Linked DNA regions of Homo sapiens: region 1 is linked to region 2. Evidence: chromatin contacts called from ENCODE Hi-C or POLR2A ChIA-PET data. All regions are on one chromosome and are shown on one strand. Each heading gives the region's core, a stretch centred on a gene start or an enhancer-like site at or near the end of the contact. The rest is flanking DNA. Distances are from core to core; before and after follow the strand shown.

The links. Hi-C counts contacts between places; a loop is a spot of excess contacts on that map. ChIA-PET counts read pairs that join two places held with the same protein, here RNA polymerase II (POLR2A). Pooled maps may share reads with other maps.
Region 1: POLR2A ChIA-PET joins it to region 2 with 18 read pairs in OCI-LY7. The contact joins the enhancer-like site here to the promoter of PHC2-AS1 in region 2. A Hi-C loop is called at or near these places in 1 of 168 maps with a recorded cell type or tissue (aorta) and 1 of 50 pooled maps. POLR2A ChIA-PET finds 5 or more read pairs at or near these places in 7 of 52 experiments (AG04449, AG04450, BJ and 3 more).

What each region holds. Positions count from the first base shown.
Region 1 is chr1:33,386,543-33,392,935 of GRCh38, forward strand. All of the region lies in intron 1 of PHC2 (polyhomeotic homolog 2), which reads right to left. Among named protein-coding and RNA genes, the nearest start is that of PHC2-AS1, 39 kb to the left of the region's middle. Within about 2 kb of position 2,994, at least 6 of the 41 ENCODE cell types and tissues checked have a DNase peak (open chromatin) inside an H3K27ac peak, as active enhancers do.
Region 2 is chr1:33,345,795-33,352,211 of GRCh38, forward strand. It overlaps PHC2-AS1 (PHC2 antisense RNA 1), which reads left to right and starts at 4,558. Exons shown (of 3, transcript NR_125978.1): 1 at 4,558-4,653. The region is part of intron 9 of PHC2 (polyhomeotic homolog 2); the gene reads right to left. RefSeq lists an enhancer at 3,362-4,291 and a silencer at 3,747-4,266.

The sequences.
Region 1 (6,393 bases), core at 1,744-4,243, 39 kb after region 2:
TCTTTTCAAGCTGGGTGTGGTGACGCACACCTGTAATCCCTGCTACCCAAACTGAGATGGGAAGACTGCTTGAGCACAGGAGTTCATGACCAGCCAGGGCAACATAGTGAGACCTCATCTTAAAAACAAAATCTCTCCATACTAAATCTCCCCACAGAGCACAACACACAGCACACAGTGCATACACAGTGTGCACACAAAGTGCACATAACACATACACAAAGCACACAGCACACAGTGCGCACACACATCACAGTGTGCGCACACACACCCTGCACACATACAAAGCACACACACAGCACATACACAAAGTGCACACACAGCACACATGTGCATGTGCACATACACATACACACAGCTACTATTTCTAGAGTTGGCCATTTTCTCCTGCTCCTGCTCAGCCTTGAACTGGCCTGATGGTTAAACCGTAGTATGCTGGCCATTCTGCCGCTGCTATGTCCTGACAAGTATGACTAGGCCAACACAGGGATCATGGGAAGTGGCTAATTATCAGGCTTTCAGAATAAAGTTCAAGGGCCTAAAAACTTATCTAGAAATTTTTTACTGGCCTTCTTTTTCTCTTCCTCCACCCCTGAAATCGGGCTGTATCTTAGGCCTACCAGTGGCCCTACAGGTACCACTTAACTCTTTGTAACTCTGGGGTCAAGGATTTTGCTGACTTTCATGAACACTAGCATTGAGAGTGCCCTAGAGAAGCAGTGACTGTACGGGGTGCCCTGTTTTCTTGTGAAGATCTGAGCATGCTCCCCCCAGAGCTTCTTCCAAGGATACAGCCTACCTCCCTTGGAGTTTCCCTTTACATCTCCTATAAGGAGACTAAAGGAATGGGGCTTTAAGCTCTTTGATATATTCTAAAGAGAGACTGCCAGGGATAGATGGGGTGTCTCCCATCACAAGGGCCTTAATTAGGTATGTAGATGGTCTTTTATCCATTAGGAGGCCAGTATTTTCAGGCCAGCCACTGGTAAATGATAATAATTCTTGCCATTTATTGCTTGCTCAGGGACATAATATCATTTATTCTTCACAACCACCCTCTGGTACAGACACTACTTCCTCATTTTTCTCACAAGACAACTGAGATTCATAGAGGCCCTGTAACTTATCGGAGCCCCAGAGCTAGCAAATGGCAGGTGTAGGATCGGAAACACAGGTTTCAAAGTCCATGCACAAGAGGCAGAATTACTTGTGCTTATTCCGATCCAGGCCTCTCTGGGCCAGTCAGTTCTTATGAAGTTCACTTGGCTCCCATAGCCTTCTGTTTACTAGCCTATCTCACAAGAGTCATCTCCCGCAGCAGCGTCAGTCTAAGGCAAATGTGTCAACTAGAACTCTCTCAGGCCCTGCCTGGTATCCCTGAAATCACACTCTGAGTAATAATTAGGGCATGTCTAACATTTGTAGGCCTTTCCTGTTCATAAGTATTTCAACATATATTATCTACACATAAGGTTGGTCCTGTTAGCAATGTTTACAAAATCATTTGCAATCATTTAATTGAAAAGTAATACAAAACAAAAACAACTGTCCCACAGGAGAGAGGGGATAGAGGATGCCCACCTTTCCTGAATGCCCACCACATGCTGGGCACAAGCTCAGAGAGGCAATATAATTTATAAGAAAGAGGAGGAGCTTCATAGTTGGAGAAAGCTGTCTTGATTCCTGTCTCTGCCCCAGCTAGAAGACCTGAGACAGGTTACTTAACCTCCACAGGCCTTTGTTTCCTCATCTGGGAAACAGTGCTAATGACAGCAATTTTTTTTTTTTTTTTTTTTTTTAGACAGAGTTTTGCTCTTGTTGCCCAGGCTGGAGTGCAATGGCGCGATCCTGGCTCACCGCAACCTCCGCCTCCCAGGTTCAAGCGATTCTCCTGCCTCAGCCTCCCGAGTAGCTGGGATTACAGGCATGCGCCACCACGCCCAGCTAATTTTTTGTATTTTTAGTAGAGACAGGGTTTCACCATGTTGGTCAGGCTGGTCTCGAACTCCTGACCTCAGGTGATCTGCCCACCTCGGCCTCCCAAAGATTACAGGCATGAGCCACCACACCCAGCCCAGTGACAGCAATTATGAAGAGTTATTGGGAAAAGTAAATAAGAAAATGCAAGCACCTAAAAAATACGTAGAAAGAAAACACCCAGCACCATGTGCAGCACAGAATGGGCATCATTCTATCATGATCAAGTCTCCTCTGCCTGATTAATCCTTCCAGCATTGCTTTAGATCAGTGATTACATGAGGCAGCAGGTTCTGAGAGGTAAAGTAACTTCTAAGATCATAAAACTATGAAGTGGCATAAATCAGAATAGTCTGAATCTGGAGCTCATGTCCAGGTTGTAACGTGGGAGTGCCTTGAATGTGGAGAAGGGAAGATTCTCAAACATGTGGGTTTTTAATCCCTTACAATTTTTGACTACACTCTTAGTCCTGGCTTGGACACAAACTTTCCACCAGGCTCCCAAAAGCCCCATTCTCAAGTCCAAGAAATGTTCTTGTTAAAAAAAAAAAAAAAAGAAAGAAAGAAAAAAAACCCCCTCACCTACAGATGAAGTTGGAAGAAGTGACAACCAGGACAGACGTAAGCCACGGGTTGTGCATGTGGTGGGTGTTTGGCAGGGTGTGGGGGGTGCGAAAGAGACGAAGCTAGTTGGTGATTGCTATTACTAGATTCAATCCCCCACGCAACTCCAAGCTCTGTGCAGTAAAAGCATTTTAGAAATCCAGAGCAGTGAATGTTCAACACACATTCTTCTTGGGGATATTGTTCATGCAATGCTTCATCAGTTCTCAGGGTGTTTGGATTAATCTTAAGCCTACATTACATTATAAACAGGAGTATAACTTGAACTTCCAGCTTCCTTTCTCTACTCCTTTCCTCCATCTTCTTTGGGACCGTTCCCTTTTGAAGGCCTCATTGCTTTGGCCCAGCCACCACTTAAAGGGCCCAGCCCTTCCCAGGACATTTCCTCCTGCTTGCTTCTGCCCTGGCAACTTGTCCTGGCAGCTGTTTCATAGCTCTGGAATCACAAAGCAATTCCAGAGTCCCCTGGGCCTAGCTCTGGGGCCTCCTTACCCTCATTTGCCCCAAATAATAGCCTTTAATTGCTATTAACATTCCTTTCTAGCAGAAACATAGCATGCACATCTGTGGTCAGCCTGTGATCTACTGTGACCACCGGCCTTTTGCTTCCTGCCGTATTTGGAATGTTCTATTCCATTTTATACTCGTAAGTTTGCCTTTCCTCTGTTAGCATACATCTTGGCTTTTAGCTTCTTGTATTTCTAACCTGTTCCCTATTTGCAGGGGAAAATTATCTAAATGGATAGGTCCCCCTCAACCTCCCATTCTTTCCAGTCAAGCATAACTCTACCCTACTTCTTTTATCATATTTATGAAACGTAGGTAGCTAATTTTCAAATTAAAGTATGCAGAACTAGGACTACAGAGTGGAAATTATAAGAAGATAGATTTCAACTGAATAGAAAAAAAGTGCTTCCTAATCACTGGAGCTGTTTAAAAAGTAGAGTGGGGCTGGCTGTGAGGAAGTGAGTTCCTAGTCGGTGGAGGGGTTCAAGCAGAGGCTGGGCAACCATGGGGCAGGTGGAATTCGTGCAGCATCATCACTAGGGGCTCTTTTAACCATGGTAGCATATAATTCTGTGAAAACTTTTTACTGGACATCAGAAATCCACCTGAAATTTTAAGCTTTTTGCTTATTTTTAACTTATCCATTTATGGACATTTTCAATACTAATCTTGTTTTTCAAGATGCAGGGCAGCTCCCAACTGCTTTTCACCATCTAGTTACTAGAGTAAATTCCATTAGTACGAACTTCTGGATGTTCATCATCTACTTAAGGTGGAGAAAAACACTGTTCTTATTTTATGGATAGGACAGCCACAAAGTGGTCAAGTATAAAAGTCCATCTCTTTTGGATTCCCACAACACTTGTCAGCTGCCCAACCACCACCATCCGCCCCTTCCCATATTTATTGAACAATTACTATATGTTTGGTACTGAATGCAATACAAACATGACTCGGATATTGACTCTATTTTTAAGAAGTTAACAGTTTAAGAGGAAAAATAAGAAAAGCACATAAATATAACAGGAGTCAGCATTTTTTTTTTTTTTTTCTCTGTAAAGGGACAGAGTATCTAGGTTAGGCCTTGTACACCACATATGGTCTCTGCTGCACATTCTTCTTCGGTTCCTCACCCCCTCCAACCATTAAAAAAATGTAAATACTATTCTTAGTTTGAGGGACTTACATAAACAAGTTGTGACCTGGATTTGGCCCTTGGTTTATGCACCCCTGAAATGCAGGAAGCTGTCAAGGGATAACTTTCACTTGCATCAGCTAAAGTTTCATTTGGGTGGATCTTTAAAGACAGGTTCGATTGGGACTTCGGAAATGGGGAGGGGGCTTTCTAGGTGGAATGAGATCTTTCTCATCACACATTGTCCCCTCTTTTCTATTCTTAGAGCAGAGATTTTCAAAGAGTGAGGTCTTATTAAAAATGCAAATTTTCAGGTCCACAGTGGTTCTCAGACTTGAGCACACAACAAAATCACCTGGAGGGTTTGTTAAAACAGAATGCTGGGCCTCACCCATCCCCAGACTTCTGAGGCTGCTGGTCCTGGGACCACACTTTGAGAACCACTGTCTTGGAGAATGGTGGGGAAGCAGAAGTGGAACAGAGATTGTGCTCTATTTTAATGTTTGAGAACTAAAAGGTAATGAAAGTCGCCACTGGAGAAGAGGAAGATGATCTGCACTTCAAGTCCTAAAGGCTTTGCAGAGCATCAAGTTCATTCCATTTAGTACATGTACTCAGAAAGGGGATTTGAGCCACTGTACGTTAGTGATGGCTTTTTTCTTTCGGGCAGGAGCTTTGAGCCTTGTTAGGCTCACCCACTGGAGACAGCAAATCACTGTACGGGACTGTATGCTTGGGAAGATCTTTTCTTCTGAGTCTTGGTTATTGGCACATACTCTGCCTTGTTTCTGATACATCTGCATATTTTTTACCACTCCTACAAAATGGTCCCCTCTGCATCATGCCTAATACTATTCCCTTTGATAGGAAAAAAAAAAAAAGGCAGTGCTTCTATTTTATCATTTAAATTAAATGCCTTCTAAAAATTCAGATGTGGAGCTCAGAGAGGCTGAGCTGAGGAGACAGAAGAAGGGAAAGACAAGCCAGAGAGAGTACACAGAGGAATCTCAGAGGAGGCGATGGGCAACCAGACACATGAGGAGTCGTTAATCTGGCAGACAATGAATGGCAAAAGGCAATTAGCTTGGCTGGGATTGTAGCAAGCCAATGAAGTATGCTGTATTGCAACTGAGGCTCTAGTGTAAGGGCAGGGTCATTGCTAGGGAGCTCAAAAGGAAGGCAAGATAAGGGAGGTTAGAGGCGAGAAAGCCACCTGGGGCTAGCACAGAGGGAAAGGAAAGTGCTAACGGTCTTCATGGATATTCATTACCCAGTGGAAGCGTCCAGGTGTGGCTGTGTACTTGCCAGGGCTCTGCACACTGTTATTCAGGACACAATCTTGAAAATGAACTAGGTGCTTCAGCTGTGTGCACACATACGTGCACACACACACACACACACACATGCACATGCACATACACAAATGCTCTCTTTAGACTGCTGCCTCTTCATCCACCTGTCTAGTCTGTGAGGTCCTAACGCGAGGTCCACATGCTAAACACTGGCGGAGTCATAACAGATACAGTTCTAAACTTCAGTTTATGGGCTCCCTTTCCTATCTTAAAGCATGCTTTTTTTTTCTGTTATGCCTCATTCACATGCGCGTTCTCACGTTCTGTTCCTTGCAGGTGCTCTACGGCCATACTAATGGATTCTTATCTGCCTGTATACATTCTCCAGACACACTCGTTTATTCACTTCACTAGAGTCATTCCCACATATTAAATACTACCTCTTGCTTCTAAAAAGCACTTCAAATCTCAAAGTTGCTTCTATTATAGCTCCTGTTCCTGCTGTCTGCAGGGCCCTCCTAGCTTTGCCATTATTCTAAAAAGGAAAATGTACCAATATTGGTTTGACTGAGTAAAGAGCCCAACCCAAAGCAGATTGTCCTACCGTGGGATGCAGGTTTGTGGCTGTGGTGTCCCCGCCTTCAAGATCATCCCATTTATCTGTCTTTGTTCCACTCCCTCTCTCTTCCTGCACAACACTGCAATCACACACATACTCCGTGTTGGGAAAAAAAAAAGGACAGCCTAATTTCCTGATGATTATGTTGTTACCTAGCAACAGCCAATCAGGGGCTGGGCTTTTTGCCTGCAGTATTTCATGCAAATAGTTTGGAGAAATTGCAGGGTAACCCAGGCTGC
Region 2 (6,417 bases), core at 3,308-5,807:
CACATCATAAAGCAGAATTAAAGATGGTTTGCCTCTCAATACCTTTAGAAATATCAAATCAGTGTTCTGATGTGGCTAGTAATTCAAATGAAAAATGTTAAATAAGTCATTGCTTCAAGTGAAGCCTACCTCTGTTTGAGTTGTGAATAAGTAGTTATCTTAAATAGGCAACTTTTTTTAAAAACAGAAAACATATTCAAAAAGGGTTTTAACTGGTGACTCATAGTTTAAACCATGCCCTAAAAACATTTAAAGCATAAATCTATGTGTTCAGACTCCCATCTTGAGGGGTAGTTCAGTTTTGGGTTCCATGAAACAAGGTGTTAAGTCCCCAAAGAGAGAGCCATTTCTGTCATTGGCACAAAGTCCCCATCAGAGTAGACTGCATAACGCAGTCAGTTCTCACCCTGCTTTCCCATAGGGCTGGGGACTGGGGGGAGGTGGGGAGGGTGGGCAGGCTCAGAGGGGCACCTCACTCCAGGACAGTCTCCTGAGGGGTACACAAAAGCCTCTCTCTACAACCACTTTTGTGAGATTCCTCCTGACCACAGAAAGTCATCATCATGATCATCTTTCAGTAGCAAAATGGCACAAAACAAAGGGAATAAAAGAGAAACTATCAATTATGAAGACTCCTCATTCTCATTTCCCTACTCTCGTCTCCAGTAGGTGTCCTTTCAGAAGAGAATCTTTCTATGGCTGGAACTAAATCTGTCTGGAGATTAAATATTGAACAGCTGGGAGAAGTTTAATATAAATTTAGACTGACTCAAGAAGAGGGAAAAACTCTTGGTAAACACCGTACTAATGATGAGCAGCATTACAGGAACTGGAGTCACCAACCTATTCCCTAGGTTTTTTAAACTTTAACTTTATTTTGGCTTGCTGATCCATGCTGGATGAAAGTGAGGAGGTGGGGGAACTTTACTTGGCAAATGGTTACTGAACGCCTGGCCTGAGGTCCACAGCCTAAAGGAGGACAGAGACTTAAGGGAAGAGTTTAAGGCAGTGAGGTCATCCCCTTTACACATTCACAATAGAGAAAAGTAGACAAAAAGACACCTACGAGCACACCAGTAGGGGTTCCTAATTCTGAGACAATAATCATGTTCTGTGTTTTTCCTTAAATAAGAAAATGTAGAGAGGGGACAGCCTATGTAAGAGCATACAAGGCCAGAGGTAAGAAGAGTTCAATTGTGTAAGATCATCCATCTACTTACTCCTCTTAACATGCCCTCTCCCCCTGAAAGATCAGAACCAAGGGATCCAAAGTATCTGAGACAGGAAATGAGTAACACAGGAAAAAGGATGTGGTCTGAAAAAGAGTGGATTCTGGGGCTGAGCCAGAGCAAGGAACAGGCACAGGGTCATAGCTGAGGGAAGGGCTTGGTGGCAGGAAGAGAAATCTCAGGGTCAGTCCGCTTAGACTAGAAAGTCAATGACAGAGCAGGTATGTCAGGGGAAGCAGCACAGTGCCTTCCTAAGAGGCTCTCCTTCCCTGAAGGAGGCAGAGAATGCAGAAACAATGGCTGATGAGATGATGAGACCCACAGCCAGGAGAATGATGACTGTGACAGAAGGAAAAGGGGCTGGAGGTCCTTCTTTACTTAGAGGGAAGAGTAAATAATATATATGGAGTGAGCTTGACAAAGGTAAATTAAAAATTAACCCAGGACCTGGGAGAGAGTGGAAAGGGCCAGGAGGTGGGGACATGATGAAACACCAACATTCATTAAGCACCTTTGTGCCACATGTCAGTAAAGAACAGTTTGGGGGAAAAAAGAAGGGGGTGAAAACAGGAGAGAAAACATAGTTGGACAACTGAGAAACCGACTCAAGTACAACAGAAAGGACTAAGAAACTACCCCCTTTCTCAAGATTCAGGCTGGAGGAAAAAGATGTCTATTCTTCCCTGTGTGCATGGACGAGCCTGGAAACAGATCTTGGGTGGGCTGAGAAGCAGAGCTCATGTGATGAAGAGTGCCTGGAAAGGGCAGGTGCCAAAAGAGCACCACTCCCCATCTGCCCGACCTTCTGCGAAACAAGCCCGCCCTTGTGAGTGAGCCAAGCCAGAGGCCCCAGTTCCCGCCTTGCAGGGGCTGGAACTTAGGTACAGAGAAATCACCAGTGGAAAACACAGTTTATCAGCTGGTTAGAAAGGGTGAATACTCCCAAATGTAGATCCAGATGTTGGGAGCTATTTGTTAAAATCACTTTTATATTCCCCAGTGCCTAGGGCAGTACTTTACCTAAAATGGGAGCCAAATAAAAGTATGTTAAATCTAACTGAATGAAACCAGAACTGCTTTGCTGTGCTGGTTATCTTAAGGTTCAAGACAGCCTCTTGCCCGATAACCAACACAGTCAGGTACTTTATTTCTGTTCTAAAGTCAAAACGATGGGAAGCCCTACATCCCTTGTGACCTAAACCTAAATCCTAATCAATAGGGTCTGCCACAGGTCTGTTGCCCTGTACCAGAATAAAAGATGGGCGGGTGGGGGAGGTGGGAAGAAATACAAGAGCAAGAAGGAATTTCCTTGCCTCATTAGCCTGTAATGTTCATGCTGACCTAGAAATCCTGGCAGTTCCAACATTTGGGTTGACTCAGGCGGGGAAGAAAAATCCCAGGTGAATGATAATTGGATTACCCAGTTATGCTCCAGAGCCAAATGGCTGGAAAAGGCCAGGTCAGTAGGCTGTGGTACAAAGTGACATTATTTTTTAAACCAAAAATGGAGATACTCAGGCTGATGGACAATGGGATGGAATAGTTTAAATTGGGGCTGTCCTAGAAAAATCAGGGACATATGATGGATTTAGGTAGGTAGCTTATTTTGCAAGGGATCCTCTGGGCCCAATATGCTAATGGAGAGGGGATTAAAGATCAAACACGGGAGATATCCGAGGGGAAGGCTGTCATTGATTTGTAAGGGAAGAAAAAGATGAAAAGAGTGTGTTCCGTACACAGCACATGAAGGTACATATCGTAGGTATGGAGTAGGAAGGAAAGGAAAGTTGTTCAGAACCGAAAGTATGTGGGTGAGATCAGTTCAGGTTATGGAAGACGGGTGGGTGGGCAGTAGCAGGGCACTGACTGGTATCCGACACGGGGCCCAGGGCTTAGTTCAGATGGTAGCGTCGCCACTGGTTTGCAACCTGACCTTGGGCCAATTATTTCCCTGTCTGTGGACTTCAGTTTAAATACAGAATCTCACAAATCCCGATTTTAATGTAAAGAAGCAACAAATATAGTCTACCTTCATTTGGCATAGGAAGGAGAGAAAACGCTCTTCTAAAAATGGAAGAAAAGACACAGAACAGCTTGTCCCTTTCCATCCAATTAAAAACCTCGTGAGACTGAACTAGATTAAAAACAAAACTCTCCAGCGAAGCCGCAGGCGCCTCCAAGATAGGGAGTCCACCACCAATAAAGTACGGCAGATGCCAGCAGTCTCGTCCCCGAACGCACCGTCCGTCCCAGGGAAGTCGCAGCGGCGGGGAGGCCGGTCCTAGGTTGGGGCTGGGGTGGGGTGTGCGGGGCCTGGGGACGCGGAAGCTGCGGCGCGCCGAGGTGACACGGCTTCCAGGGGCGACGGGCGCGCAGGGTCCCCAGGCGAGCGAGGCTGGGGAGCAGGGCACCTCCCAGGCGCCGCGCGGACGAGAGCCGCGACTGGCACGGCCTGGCAGCCGCGTAGGCCCGGGCCGTTAGGGGCACCGAGGGCGGTGCCCGACTTCCAGTGCGGCGAGCGCGGCCCCCGGCCTCCCTACTGGCGAGAACCCCTCCCCCGCCCCGGCACTGACCTGTCCAGGGCCCGGCTGGGCCTGGCCGGGCGGGGCCTACGCAGCCCCTCGGCCGGGCGCCGACTCGCGCGGGGTCCCGGGCCCGGGCGGGCCGCCTCCTCTCCGCCGGGAGCCTCCGAGCCGGGGCCCGGGGCTGCCGCGGCGCATCCGACCGCACCGGCCTGGCCGGCGTCAACAAAGGGCGGCCGGGGCGCGAGGCCGGGACGGGGGCGCGAGGCCGGGGCGGGAGCGCGGGCGGCGGCCGGGGTTGCGCGCGCGCGCGCGGCGGGCGCTCGAGGGCTGCAGCCGCCGCGGAGACAATGCGGCGAGTCTGGGACGGCTCCCGCGGCCGCCTCCGCCGGGGGCGGGGCGAGGGAGCGGGGCGGGGAGGGGCGGGGCCGCGGGAGGGGCGGGGCGGACACGGGCCGCGCGCTTCCTTTGTGCGGCGAGCCCCGCCTCGCGCCCTCCGGAAGGCGGGTTAGGGACGCCCGGGGCTCAGCTTAGGGAGGCGGGCGCCACGCCACGAGGAGGCTGCCCTGATAGCCGGTGCAAGTGCTCCTTGGCGGGGCGGCCCGCGACTCCCGCCTTGGACCGTTCACTCCCTGAGGGGCCTGGGGGTCAGTCAGAAGACTAACGACCACCAGTCACCGAGAGCTCAGTTCGTGCCAAACCCTGCTCGCGCTGTCCCCGACTTATTGTTCACAACGACCCTACAAGTCATTCTCCTTCCCACTGGGAACCGAGGATCAGAGGGAAGTCATGGCCCGAGTGCCCCGGTCACACCTCCGTGAGCGGCCTCGGGCTCGCGGTTGAGGCTGATTGAGGAAGTGGGTTCAGGCGGCCCGCCGTGCCTGGCACACGGTCAGAGTCCCGTAAGTGTTGGTTATCTTCCCCAAGCGCACCGGGTGAACCTGCGCTGTCGTGGCGAAGCATACTCATTCAGCACGCGCGCGAGGGGCTGCGGGGGTACAGAGACGTGCAGCGTGACACAGTCCCCACCCTCAGGAGCGCGAGGCGCAGGAAGGTGCTGGACACACGCCAGGCACTTCTCTCCATTCTTGACTTCCCTCTGTTCCCAACATGGTCCCATTTTCTTGCCTTCCTTAGTATTCATATTCGTTGCCTGCCTTTCTTCTCCCCCCACCCCTTTCCACTCTCAGGCCTCATCCCATCTTCTTTGTTTACATTTATTTTACATTCCCCGAATATTTACTTAGCTCCCTTTCTCCTCTATTTTTCAAATTTTCAACCCCCCTTTTCATTAATATTCATATTTCCTTCTCCTCTGCCTCTGCATTTCTTACACTTATATTTTGTTTTATAAACTAGGGTAACACAGGATTGTATCCTCAACTCCTGTTCCCTAACATGCCCACACTTTCCTGCCTCCCTCTCTTAAGTTCCACCAGTTCTTCCTGGAATGCTCTTTCCTCAACTTTGCATGTCCAGGTCCTACCTATCCTTCAAGGTCCAGACTCAAGAACAGCAGTTGGCAAACTTTTTCTGCCAGGGACCAGAGAGTAAATATTTTAGACTTTGTAGGTCACACGGTCTGTGGCAACAACTCATCTCTGCTGTTGCCGCAGGAAAGCAACCACAGACAATATGTACGTGAAGGAGTGTGGTTGTGTTCCAATAGAACTTTATTTATGGGCACTAGAATTGGAATTTCAGATAATTTTCATGTATCATGAAATAGAATTCTTTTGATTTTTTCAAAAAAAAATTTAAAATGTAGAAATCATTATTAGCTTGCGAGCTGTACGAACACTGGCAATGTGATGGTTTTGGCCATTGGGCTGTAGTTTGTCAACCTCTGCTCTAGAACAATGCCTCGTCCTCCCTGAAATCTATCCTGAACATCTCTAGTTGGCAGTAACTTTTCCTGTTTTGTAGCTTTTAAATGACTTACCTCAAATCCATCTATGGCATTTATCGCATTTTACTTTCTATTGTAATTTTTTTCCTGTGCATTTTTCATCGTTTCAAGTAGACCTTCAGCTCTTGAGGTGGGGTACAGACCGTGTTTCTCAGTGTGCTACCTCCCTTCCCACAGTGCTTTGCACAGAGCAGGCATTCACACATACACAGAATGGGCCGGGCGCAGTGGCTCACACCTGTAATCCCAGCACTTGGGAGGCCGAGGCGGGCAGATCACCTGAGGTCAGGAGTTTGAGACCAGCCTGGCTAACATGGCGAAACCCTGTCTCTACTAAAAGTACAAAAATTAGCTGGGCATGGTGGTGTGCACCTGTAATCCCAGCTACTCGGGAGGCTGAGGCAGGAGAGTCACTTGAACCCGGGAGGTGTAGATTGCAGTGAGCTGAGATCACACCACTGCACTCCAGCCTGGGCGACAGAGTAAGAATGCATCTCAAAAAAAAAAAAAAAAAAAAAGACATACACAGAATGGATATTTAAGTCTTGGGTGGTTGACAGTTGTTTCCACTGTGTAAAGCTTACTTCTCTCATGAGATAGGACCTCAAGAGGAGGATGCTTGTTTGTATATCACCATGATTAGATTTCAGAAAGAAAATTTTGAGAGCTTTATGGAGGAGAAAGGCAAATGTCAGTTCATTTAGGGGTTTCTGGATTACAAACACTTGAGCAAAAAATGTTGATTACCACTGTTGCG